2 separate regions of the Homo sapiens genome follow, and region 1 is linked to region 2. The links are chromatin contacts, found by Hi-C or POLR2A ChIA-PET in ENCODE. All regions are on one chromosome and are shown on one strand. Each heading gives the region's core, a stretch centred on a gene start or an enhancer-like site at or near the end of the contact. The rest is flanking DNA. Distances are from core to core; before and after follow the strand shown. Region 1 overlaps NR3C1 (nuclear receptor subfamily 3 group C member 1). Region 2 has its middle 71 kb from the start of ARHGAP26-IT1.

Region 1 (6,534 bases), core at 1,940-4,439, 49 kb after region 2:
AAATAATAATAATCATCATAATCATAAAAGGAACCACATGGTTTCCATTCTCTCTCAGTACTGCCATCTCTTATCTGGAGGACTGCCATATTCACTTAATTGGTCTCTCCATGTAAGATTAGTCTTTGTAAAATACAAATCTGATCATGTCTCTGCCCTTATTTTTCATCTATCTAATTCCTACTCAGCTTATAGATTTAAAATTCAATGTTACTTCTTCCTTGACTTCCAAGACAGAATTAGGTGACCTTCCTCTTGTTCCTGTGGCCCTATGCCCTCTATGGTGTGCCATGCTATTTTGTGACTGACTCTGCAACCTAACTAGCAGATAAACTACTTGAATACAGGCACTATTTTATTCATTTTATACCTAGTGACTGCCTTGTTGGTGCATATTTGTTGAATAAAAGTGCTAATTTCACAATAAATACTAAGCATATGTGTTATGAGATCACCACTACCTTCACAGAACTTGCAATTTCAACCACAGCAGAATTCCAAACTTTTTTCAGAGGAAAATTTTTTAATGCTGAGATCAGTGTTAATTATACAACTTGTTATATAAACAGGGATATGAAACTCTAACTTATAACTAGTTTCAGGTTTCTTTTTTTTTTTTTTTTTCCAAGACGGAGTCTTGCTCTGTCGCCAAGCTGGAGTACAGTGGTGTGATCTCGGCTCACTGCAACCTCTGCCTCCCGGGTTCAAGTGATTCTCCTGCCTCAGCCTCCTGAGTAGCTGGGACTACAGGTGACACCACCACGCTCCGCTAATTTTTGTGTTTTTAGCAGAGACAGGGTTTCACCATGTTAGCCAGGATGATCTTGATCTCTTGACCTCGTGATCCGCCTGCCTTGGTCTCCCAAAGTGCGGGGAGACCAAGAAACTTTCTCAGAAACTTCTCACTGTTGTGTGCATTCAGGTCATGGAGTTGAACGTTTCTTTTGATTGAGCAGTTTTTCAAACACTCATTTTATAGAATCTGCAAGTGGATATTTGGAGCGCTTTGAGGCCTACGGTGGAAAAGGTAATATCTTCACATAAAAACTAGACAGAAGGATTCTCACAAACTTCGGGGATTACAGGCGTGAGCCACTGCACCCGGCCCAGGTTTCTTCTTTACTTGAAAACCAAAACAAAACCCATCCAGTTCTTCCTTGAGGTTTTTTTTTTCCCACCACCCCCCGCTTGAAGATCTGTAATAAAACACAGATCTCCAAGTAAAAGGTATGCTTTTAAAAGGCAAACAGAAAAATGGACATGTAAATATGTCTGATACAGAAACATTTCCAACCCTAGGGAATAGTTTTGAGGCTGAAAAAAGGAGTAAGAATAATAAAGTTGCTGCATGTTGTGTAAGTTTCATTATTACATAATTTCCTTTCTTTGTATATAGTCTGGCTGTACTGAATTCAGTGTGTGTAAGAAGAACTGGTGGATAAACAAACAATATGACATATTCATGAAAAAAATTTCCCATTTTTATTGGGCAGTAACATTATGCTAGTCAAGCATATATATACTGAACTGACTACATTAATTACATCTGCTTACGTGTATCTTCAAAAGTAAAATGATAAATTTTTATAAGCTACAGAGACAAACAATTGCTTTCAGATATTTATATTACCTTCCAGGTTCATTCCAGCCTGAAGACATTTTCGATAGCGGCATGCTGGGCAGTTTTTTCTTCGAATTTTATCGATGATGCAATCATTCCTTCCAGCACATAGGTAATTGTGCTGTCCTATATGGAATAAAAGGCACTATTAAAGTTTCACAGGTCTTCAAACATATTTTATAAGGACAGCCTCTGTCTTTGTTTCCGGTGGAATATAACCAAGACACCCACAGGTATTGCCTTGAGGGAATGTTCTTGCCTACATTGCCATTATGAGGTCGAGAGGTCAAAAACAACAAAAAGAGTCTCCCTTTTTCTGTTCAACAAACTGAAAACAGTGCAATAAAAAACCTTATTGCAGTATTCACATATAAAAAAAGTACACAAATCAGTGAACCATTTAATAAATTTTTACAAACCAAGAACCTTTATGTAATCAGCTCTCAGATCAAGAAACAGAACAGTACCCCAACAGGCCCCCTTTCTGCCCAATTCCAGCCAGTACCCACCAAGGGTAACTACTTTTTTGATAAACTGTGTTTTACACAGTTTGATAGATTATGTTTTTTTATTTTTATTTTTTTGAGATGGAGTCTCGCTCTGTCGCCCAGGCTGGGAGTGTAGTAGTGTAGTGGCATGACCTCACTGCAACCTCTGCCTCCCAGGTTCAAGCAATTCTCCTGGCTCAGACTCCCGAGTAGCTGGGATTACAGGTGCACGCCACCACGCCTGGCTAATTTTTATATTTTTAGTAGAGACAGGGTTTCACCATGTTGGCTAGGATTGTCTCGATCTCAGGACCTCGTGATCCACCCGCCTCGGCCTCCCGATGTGCTGGGATTACAGGCATGAGCCACCACGCCCAGCCAATAGATTGTGTTTTAAACAAATAATAGTTTGGGGTAGATGGTTAACTGTATCAGGTTCAATTCTTTGTAAAGAATAGGCCACAAAATTGACCACTAGACTATAATTCACCTTTGTTCAGAGCTGCTCTCCAATGCCAAATATCTGTACCAGCTGTTTCAATTTCTTTTTGTACTCTATAAATATCCTAGCTTCTTTACTTGGACAGAAAATGGAAGCACTAACCCAATTCTATCCCCTATAAATCAAAAGTACGATCAACAGATACATCTATTGATGAAGTGGTTATAATACAAAAAAGTTATACCCTATAAGGAATCTCTAAATCACTGTCCTACAGTTACTGGAAGAAAAAAAGAAAAAAAATCACCCACTGCTAAAAATGAAAAATTCCAAAGTTTTGTTTATATCCAACTGAAATGTCAGGATGTGCACATTACGCCAATCTTGATTTCTTTATCCCAGGTATGTCTTGTGCACAGCTAAGACTCTGAGCTATAGGATCAGAGGCAATGTACCTTCATAAGTTAAAAATAGCCCTTTGTGGTTATTAGCATGAAGTTGGACAAGTCTATCTATCTGTTCCTTATCTATAAAATGAGGAGTTTTAACTAGTATTCACTATTTCATAACACATGGCCACGTACAACTAATAGTCATTTCCTGTCAATCCATTCATTCATTCCTTGACTCATTTATTTATTTATTTTTAGACAAGTTCTTGCTACGTTGCCTAGGCTGGAGTACAGTGGTGTGTCATAGCTCTTTGCAGCCTGAATCTCCTGCTTTAGCTTCCTGAGTAGCTGAGACTACAGGTGCGATGCCTGGATAACGTTTTTTTTTTTTTTTTTTTTCCTGTAGAGACGGGGTCTCGTTATGTTGCTCAGGCTGGTCTCAAACTCCAGGCCTCAAGCAATCCTCCCATCTTGGCCTCCCAAATTGCTGGGATAATAGGTGTGAGCCACAGTGCACAGCCCATTTTCCTTGAGCCACAGTGCCCAGCCCATTTTCCTGTCAACCCTTCTGATAAGACAATGAGATATCTTATTTTGGAGTTCCTGTGTCTTCTACTACTTGGTAAATTCCCTTTCTAACTAATAGAAAGATGAGTCTTCAAGTCAGCTGAAATTTTGTGACTTTGTTTTGTTTATATGGTATTCATTTTTGTGGTTAAAGTCTATTTTTGGCAAATAATTCTGGTTTTCTATTTATGGTGGGTGTGGTAGCCAGCCTCCCAAGATGGCCCCCAGTGATCTCTGCCTCCTTGAATGCATGGTCTTGTGCAGTCCCTTTCCGTCCTTTACCAAGATTGGTCTGTGTGGCCAATAAAATATGGCAGAAGTGATGGCATGTTACATGTGAAATCAGATAATAAAAGACAATAGTTCTGCTGCATTGATCACATACTCTCTTGGATCATTTGTTATGGGGGATGTAAATTATAATGCTACTCACGTTACTCCACAGAGACCACAAGGATGCCAGCTTTGGCTAGTGTAGTAGTCCCACCTATTGATTAGAGTCAAAAGTAAAGCCCACCCCTGCCTAGTGTAAAGCTCTGAATAAAGTGCAACAACTTGCTGATACCCATATTATACTATGCCAATTTTGAGGGATAATCTATAATTCTAGCAGGTATTAAGAATGGAGTGCTAAGTGTAAGATATTTTCAATTCACAATGGGTTTATCTGGAGGCAACCCCATTGTAAGTCGAGGAGCCATACTGAATGCGTATCACTTTCCCACCATCATAAAAGTTGAAAAATCGTTAAGTCAGGGACTGTCCGTATTATTATTATCACTGCATTTATATCGTGGAAATACTTAAGCAGTTAAGAAAGTGAGGAGTAAAGTGAGGACACGAAGACGCTTCTGTCTTCTGCGTATGTGTTAAGTAACATCCACTTTATTAGGAGCAATGCACAAAGCAGGGCTGGGCTTTACTTTTGACTCTAATCAATAGGTGGGACTACTACACTGGCCAAAGCTGCCATCCTTGTAATCTTTGTGGTGTAATATGAGTAATTTTATAATTTGCTAATGTATTAAAAAGTAAAACAAAAGAAAATGACTCATCTAACTCTCATGGATATGCAAACACAACATGAGACAAATAATAATAATCCTCATACAGTGAATGAATAATTGTTTCTTTAAAAAATTAATATAATCAGAGCTTTAGGCCAAGCTACTTTCAAACTGCTTTAGAAATAACTAAATTATATGACAATTTTTTTCCTAGAGGAGTCACTGGTAGTATTAGGACATTTTAGACTCTCTTCTAATAAATTTGCTATGGAATGAATTTCTCATTCTTTAGGGAGATAATGCTGTTGCCCTGTCAGCAGTCTGAATCCATAACAAAGTAAGATTTGTGTTAATACAACATTTATATAGTGAAATCAGTTTCTCTAAAATACCTTTCCTGACCTCCTCAGGCCGAGTTTCTCTCTCCCTCATCTATATTATAATCTCTGTACCTTGTCATTGTTAACTCATCTTTCACTTCAGTGGAGTGTGACTTCCCAGAGGGTAAGGATCAGGTCTTATTGGTATTTATACCACTTAGCACAGTGCCCTGGCTTAATAGAAAAAAAAAATGAATAAGAAATGAAATGAATATCTTTTTTTTTTCCTGTCACAGTTCTCACTGTGACTCATTTTTGCCAGGCCAGTAAAGTTGGTGACTTTGAAACCTATTAGCTTATGGAAGTTAAAGCCCATGTTTCTAATACAATGAACATTATGTTATGCCCAAACTTAACACCATCATTTCATATGATAGCACTTTCTTATAGTGTTACCTTATGCTCCCTGACCAAACTCCCAGACATCAACTTGTACTTTTCTATTTTATTCTAGATCTTTTTGTATTGTTGTTTTAAATACTTTCCTGCCCATTAGAGGACCTAGGAGCCACCCTCCTCTCCCCTCTTAACTGATATTTAGCCTTTCATGGGCTTTGCATATAATGGAAATTTCAAAATCCACCCTGAGAAATGAAAACCAAGTAGAGGAAAAATAAACTCTTCAAAACACACACTACCTTCCACTGCTCTTTTGAAGAAAACTTTACAGCTTCCACAAGTTAAGACTCCATAATGACATCCTGAAGCTTCATCAGAGCACACCAGGCAGAGTTTGGGAGGTGGTCCTGTTGTTGCTGTTGAGGAGCTGGATGGAGGAGAGCTTACATCTGGTCTCATGCTGGGGCTAAAGAAGGGGAAGAACAGTGTTATGATTTAACTGTCAAAGGAATATCAAAATACAGTTCTCTTAGCTTCTCACTTCATAGTCAGAATGCTCACAGTGAACTCTGGCTTCAAGTGCTAGCAGGCACTAAAATATCCTAGCTAAATATATTCAAATCATGTTATATTCTTCTTTAAACAAAATTAAGAATGAGGTCATTTCTTTTGAAGTGTCTCCAAAATAGAATGGTGTGGTTCTGGTTCACTTCTTCTTCTTTTTTTTTTTTTTTTTAGATGCTTAGGATTTATTTTTATAATCACGTTTATTAAGGTGTCACATACAGTAACATTTACTGTTTTCTAAGTCTATAATTTATGGTTTTTGTTAAATGAATATTCATGTAACTACTATCACAATCAGGAGAGAGGATATTTCCATCATCCCAAAAAGATGCCTCCTATGCCTTTAATTGCTTAGGCCATAATTTTTTTCCTAATTTTAAGATCTTATACAGGCATCTTTTAAAATTCAATCAAGTGTCATTACAATTCTACCCATGTTTCCTACTAGAGTCAAAATTTTTTTACAATCTTAAAGTTTTTGTCCCATGTCTCTAATTCCTAATGTCATCTTGGCTGAAACCACAATTTCATATGACTCAGAGAAGACTGATCCAGAAACATTTTCTATAACCTTCCTGTCTGGCTTGCAGTAAGATTGGACAAAGCACTAGGCTTTCAAAAGTGAGTTCCATTCTGCCCACTCCACTCTATGACTGTTTGGCTTGAAGAAGAAGACAGAAATGTGAATCTGCTTCTCTTACTAGGTCTCTAACATTTTTCATAGTCTCACC
Region 2 (6,290 bases), core at 1,374-3,873:
TGATTCTCTCTCTCTACAATTTTTGTAAGTATATCTATGTAAGATAGATGGGTAACATTTTCTTCAATTCTGGTTTATAGTGGCTTAGGGTCATTATTTCAGATATTGGTTTTCATCAATTAATTAAATTTTTTGATTAGCACAAAATTTCCCCCAGACTTTACTGAGGTATAATTGACAAAATTGTATATATTTAAGTTGTGCAACATGATGCTTTGATATATATATATATATAGTGAAATGATTACCACAATCGAGTTAGTGAATACATCCATCACTTCACAAAGTTACCTTTTTTTGTGTGGTAAAAAAGTAACTTTCTGATCTTTCTTGGCAGATTTCAAGTATACAATACAGCATAATTAGTTGTAGTCACCATGTTGTACATTGGATTGCCAGAACGTATCCATCTTATAGCTGACGGTGTGTATCCCTTCACCAGCACCTCCTGTTTCCCCTACGTCCTAGCCCCAGGAAACACCATTCTACTCTCTGTTTCTATGAGTCTGACTTTTTTTAGATCTCATAGATAAGTGTGACTATGTGGTATTTGTCTTTCTGTTCCTGGCTTATTTAGCATAATGTCCTCCAAGTTCATCCATGTTGTTGCAAATGACAGGATTTCTTTCTTTTTTATGACTGAATAGTATCCCATTGTGTGTGTGTGTGTGTGTGTGTGTGTGTGTATATATGTATTTCTTTTTTATGACTGAATAGTATCCCATTGTGTGTGTGTGTGTGTGTGCACACACACAAATGGGCAAAGAAATGTAGAGTGTATCCCACACAATGGGATACTAGTCAGTCATAAAAAAGAAAGAAATACACACACACACACACACACACACACACACACACACTACATTTCTTTGTCCATTTATCTGTCCAAAGACACTTAGATTGTTTCCCTGTCTTGGCAATTGTGAGTAATGCTGCAGTGAACATGGGAGTGCAGATGTCTCTTTGAGATACTGATTTTGTTTCCTTGAGGTGTATATCCAGAAGTGGGGCTGCTGGATCATATGGTAGTTCTATTTTCAATTTTTTGAGGAATCTCCCATAGCATTTCCTATAATGGCTGTACTCATCAAACATTAAGAGATATTATAGATATCTTGTAATTAGATGCTAATCAGTGTACTGAGTTCTGAGTGTACATGAGCAATACAAAAGTAGGCCTTGGCTTTCAAGCACACACATCTATGGTGTCACGAACTTGGCTTGAGTGTGTGTTGACCCTTACAGCCCCTGCTAACATCCTAGAATTTTGGATTTGGAGTGTAAACAGTAAAGTTGCACTCATTTTCTTTAAAGATAGAATGCTAAAAACTATTATCAGTGGATTTTAGTGTTCTGGTTAGTTGGCCCTTTGTTGATCTTCATTATAATTGAGATTTTTCAGCTTTTTTCCAGACAATTGAACATCATTGATGATGTTAATTACTGTCTTTGAGGCAGATTTCGGCCCACATACCCATAATTGGCAGGGCAAACAAAGAATCCTTTTAGGATTATATTTAATGCAGTGCTTTATTCCCATGTTATAGATACAGAGCAGAATCTCTTATAAAACACCTCACTCTCCAGAAACTTCAGTATGTTCTAGATAAATTTGTACTCAGGGTACAAAGTAATGCTGAGACGTTTTCCCTGTGCTCCTAAAGGCCAAAAGATGGATCTGGCTAGAGCAAGGAGTGCTTGTGAAAAATGTTTTGTTCAGCTCTGTACTGTATATTTTTTGATAAACTGTTTTTTTAAAATGAATTCTTGGGACACATCAACTATGAAAGAGGTTGCAGCACATCCAGCCTTTCACCTGAGTCCCTGGCAGTTTTGTATATGAGAGGTGGTATATTAGCTTTCTGGTTCCTGTTTGCAATTTGATAGTGCGTTTTTTGGACTCTTTGCCACAAAGAGGTATGTAATCTGTGGCCTACTGTATTTGAGTAGGAAGCAGCTAAACTGTTCATGGCCCCCGGTCACAAAGATGATGCCATGTTTGATCTGTTCCATCACCCTGCTCTGACACACTGTATTTTTAAAACTTGAGATATGATTCACCCTTTCAAAGTGTAATTCAGTGGTTTTTAGTATATTCACAAAGTTGCGCAACCATCACCATCATCTAATTCCGGAACATTTTCATCACTTGAAAAAGAAACCTTGTACCCATTGCCAGTCACTCCCCATTCCGCTGCTTCCCTTTGCTTTTGGTAGCCACTAATCTACTTTCTCTCCTATGGATCTGCCTATTTTGAACACCTCATATAAATGGAATCACACATTATGTGGTCTTTTGTGACTGATTTTTTCTATTTAGCAATGTTTTCAAGGATCATCCGTGTCGTTGCATTTAATAGTACCTTATTCTTATTCATGGCTAAATAATATTCTATTGTATGCAGAGGCCACATTTTATTTATCCATTCATCAATTGATGAACATTTGGGTTGTTTTCACCTTTGACTATTGTGACTACAGTAATTCCCCCTCTATTTATGGGGGATACATCCCAAGACCCCCAGTGGATTCCTGAAACTGCAGATAGTACCAAACCCCATTGTGATAGTCTGTCTGGTAACCAAGATGGCTACTAACTGACTAATGGGTGAGTAGTGTATGTATAGCATGGATACACTGGACAAAGGGATGACTCATGTCCTGGACAGGACAGTGGGATTTCATCATGCTACTCAGAATGGTGCATGATGTCAAACTTTCAAATTGTTTATTTCTGGAATTTTAATATTTTCAGACTCTGTGGGTAACTGAAACTGTGAAAAGTGAAACCACAGATGAGGGGGACTACTGCAGTGCTGTTATGAACATTCATGCACAAGTTTTTGTGTGATTATATGTTTTCAGTTCTCTTGGGTATATATCTAGGAGTGGATTGCTGGATTATATGGTAACTCTGTGTTTAACTTTTTGAGGAAATGTTTTCTATGGTGGATGTACCATTTATATTCCCAGTAATGTATAGGGGTTCCAGTTTCTTAGTATTCTTGCCAATACTTGTTATCGTTCATCTTTTTACTTATAAATTTCCTAGTGGATGGTGACCCACTATATTTTGCTGGAAGAAATGTATAATCATCATATTTTCACATTTTCAGCCTTAAAGGCCTATTCAATACAAAAATAATCATTTTCTCTAAATCTTTATCTTTTACCTATTGAAGGCTATCATTGGAATAATTCAGTTATGTTATTTACTTGAACTTATAGGCTAATCATTGAAAATTCTTAATTATGACTTGAACTTTTGCCAGCTCTGAGGTGGATTTTATTGAAAATTTCAACCACATCTAAAAAAACTCATTATTTAGATGAAATTTAAAAATTATTTTAAATCACTTGACTATGTTCCCTTGCCCCAGACTATTTCCAGTGCCTCAGACAGTTAAATAATGTTATTGAAACAACTACAAACACAAGATTTTCAAAGTCATTACTAAACATTGCAGAAGAAATATTTGCTTCCTTGCTTTATAAGTCACCGTGGCCAGTGCCTTTGAAGATATTTTCAAATTGTTTACTGGCATTGTGCATTAAACTCTTTCTTCAGAGTAGGCTCTGTGAGCCAGAAAAATAGTAACCTTTTTCTTTGTTAATACTAAAATTTATGTTGACCGTATGATTCACAAACTTTTGACATTATGTTATCTCCTTGTGGTGGTTACATTATCCCTTTGAAGACAGATATTAATATTCTTCTTGTATATATGAAAAATATACTCAGAAAGATTAACAATTGCCCAAGGATTCACAACTAATAAGTTGCTCATGTAGGCTTTCGATTTCATTTCTCTTGATTTTTTTCCCTCACAGCTGTGAACCCCGTATATCTGAGACAGGTCTCAGTTAATTTAGAAAGATTTTTTTGCCAAGGCCTGTCATGACACAGCCTCAGCAGGTCCTGACCACATATGCCCAAGGTGGTCAGAATACAGTTTGGTTTTATACATTTTAGGGAGACATGAGACATCGATAAACACATGTAAGATGAACATTGGTTCAGTCTGGAAAAGGTGGGACAACTCCAAGTGGGGAGGGGGCTTCCAGGTCATAGGTAGATAAGAGACAAATGGTTGCATTCTTTTGAGTTTCTGATTAGCCTCTCCAAAGGAGGCAATCAGATATGCATTTATCTCTGTGAGCAGAGAGATGACTGATTAGAATGAGAGGCAGGTTTGCCCTAAGCAGTTCCCAGCTTGACTTTTCCCTTTAGCTTAGTGATTTTGGGGCCCCAATATTTATTTTCCTTTCTCACAGAACTCTCTTCTAAATGTAGAATGTTCTCTTAACAAATATAAAAATGATGATATTAATACAATTCTCAATAGTTGCTCTTACTGCTTTAGTGATATGAGAAAACAAAAATTTAACTTAAAGTCTCAGTAACATCTGCATTTACAAGTCTCTGGTCTACCAAAACACCCATTCACTTAGAATAGTGCTAGGCCCTGGAGAAACAGCTGGGTCAAGACATGGCCCTGGCTGGGTGTTGTGGCTCACACCTAGCACTTTCGGAGGCTGAGGTGGGTGGATTGCTTGAGCCCAGGAGTTCAAGACCAGCCTGGGCAATTAAACCTTGTCTCTACAAAAATTAGCTGTGAGTGGTGGCATGCACCTGTAGTCCCAGCTACTTGGGAGGCAGAGGCAGGAGGATCATTTGAGCCCAGGAGGTGGAGGTTGCAGTGAGCTGAAATTGTGCTATGGCACTCCAGCCTGGGTGACAGAGTGAGACCCTGCCTCAAAAAAAAAAAAAAAGTATATGGCCCTGTTGGTGAGAAGATCTCACTTTAGGGAGTGTAGACAAATCAATTGACTGTAATGTGTGTGCTGGATGCTGTAAAAGAGATGTGTCTTGTGGTATACAGGGGAGGGGATGGGCCCTGGAAAAGCCTTCCCTAAGATGATGTGTATGAAAGAACCAGATCAGAGAATGGCAGTTCAGGTAGAGGTAGCTCTATGAGCTGAATGGTATGGAGGACCAGAGGAGATGTCGACTGGAAATTTCAAGTGGTCTCAATGATGCAAACTTGGGGTGTATTTGCATATATTGAGTTAAAAGTTTGTGTTGGGGAAGATGGAACAGAAAATAGGCCTAAAGAGGTAAGTTAAGACTAATTTGAGAAGGGCCTTGCCAAATGTCTTTGGTTTTCTATTCAATCTATGGAAAAGCATCAGAGGCTTTTGAATGGGAGACCTGCATGATCAGATCTGATTTAGAAAGAAAATGGAAAGCGGTGGTGAGGATGGTTTGTGGTGCAGTGAGAAAACAATCAGGACAATCAGTTGAAGGTTTTTGCTGTGACTCAGGTGAGGAATAATAAGGACCTGTATGGCAGAGCTAGTGGTACTTTAAAAAAAAGACAGGTATTCCAGGTTTTTTAGTTGGCAAGTAGAATTTTCATATGTTAGTGATGGTCACAGTTTGTAACCTGAGAATGTTTATTTGAGCTATTTTCTAGTTCTTAATGTTCTTTACTAAAGAAGGACATCTAAGTCTGTGACTTACTGATTTTTTTCTAAAGGCAGTATTTGTTGGCTCACGGAAGTTGCAGATTGCCTTACAGAGAACTCTGATTCTGCAAGTTTGAGGGTTTTTTGCATTTGTTTTTAAACTTCAAATTTATTGAGACCTAATTTACATACAGTAAAATTCACCCTATTTAGTGTAGAGTTCACAGTTTTGACAAACATATATCGTCAAGTATGTAACTACCACCACAATCAAGGTATCAACCTATAAAGTTCTTTCCTGTGCCTTTGTAGTCAGCTGCCTCCTCTAACCCCCAGCACCTGGCAACCACTGATGTGATTTCTGTTCCTATGGATTTGCCCTTATTTACATAATATCACATAGATGGAATCATACAGTATGAAACCTTTTGTGTCTGACTTCTTTCACTTAGCATAGTACTTATGAGATTCATTCATGTTAATGCATGTACCAATTATTCACGTTGACTGCTGAGTAGTATTTCCTTGTAGGAATATACCACAAATTATTTATCTTTTCATTTGTTGATGGATGTTTTTATTGTGTCCACTTTTTAACTGTTGTAAGTAAAGCTGCTGTGAACATTCATGTACAAATGAACACATCTTTACATGGACATATAATACTTTTGGGTTAGTACCTAGAGGTTGAAAGTCTAGATTATATGGGAGATGTATATTTAACTTTTTACGAAACCACCATACTGTTTGTCATAGCAGTTGTACCATTGTAGATTCTCATCAGTAGTGTATCAGAGTTCCCCTTCCTCCACATCTTCACC

Evidence for each region. A loop is a pair of places that touch in the nucleus more often than their neighbours do. ChIA-PET counts read pairs that join two places held with the same protein, here RNA polymerase II (POLR2A). Pooled maps may share reads with other maps.
Region 1: a map of endothelial cell of umbilical vein shows a loop between it and region 2 (2.1-fold over the local background). The contact joins two enhancer-like sites. A Hi-C loop is called at or near these places in 1 of 168 maps with a recorded cell type or tissue (endothelial cell of umbilical vein) and 1 of 50 pooled maps. POLR2A ChIA-PET finds 5 or more read pairs at or near these places in 5 of 52 experiments (A673, CD4-positive, alpha-beta memory T cell, GM12878 and 2 more).

What each region holds. Positions count from the first base shown.
Region 1 is chr5:143,308,467-143,315,000 of GRCh38, forward strand. It overlaps NR3C1 (nuclear receptor subfamily 3 group C member 1), which reads right to left. Exons shown (of 9, transcript NM_000176.3): 3 at 5,536-5,702; 4 at 1,631-1,747. Among named protein-coding and RNA genes, the nearest start is that of NR3C1, 92 kb to the right of the region's middle. Within about 2 kb of position 3,190, at least 5 of the 41 ENCODE cell types and tissues checked have a DNase peak (open chromatin) inside an H3K27ac peak, as active enhancers do; they include endothelial cell of umbilical vein, where a contact is called at or near this core.
Region 2 is chr5:143,259,893-143,266,182 of GRCh38, forward strand. No RefSeq gene overlaps it. Among named protein-coding and RNA genes, the nearest start is that of ARHGAP26-IT1, 71 kb to the left of the region's middle. Within about 2 kb of position 2,624, at least 6 of the 41 ENCODE cell types and tissues checked have a DNase peak (open chromatin) inside an H3K27ac peak, as active enhancers do; they include endothelial cell of umbilical vein, where a contact is called at or near this core.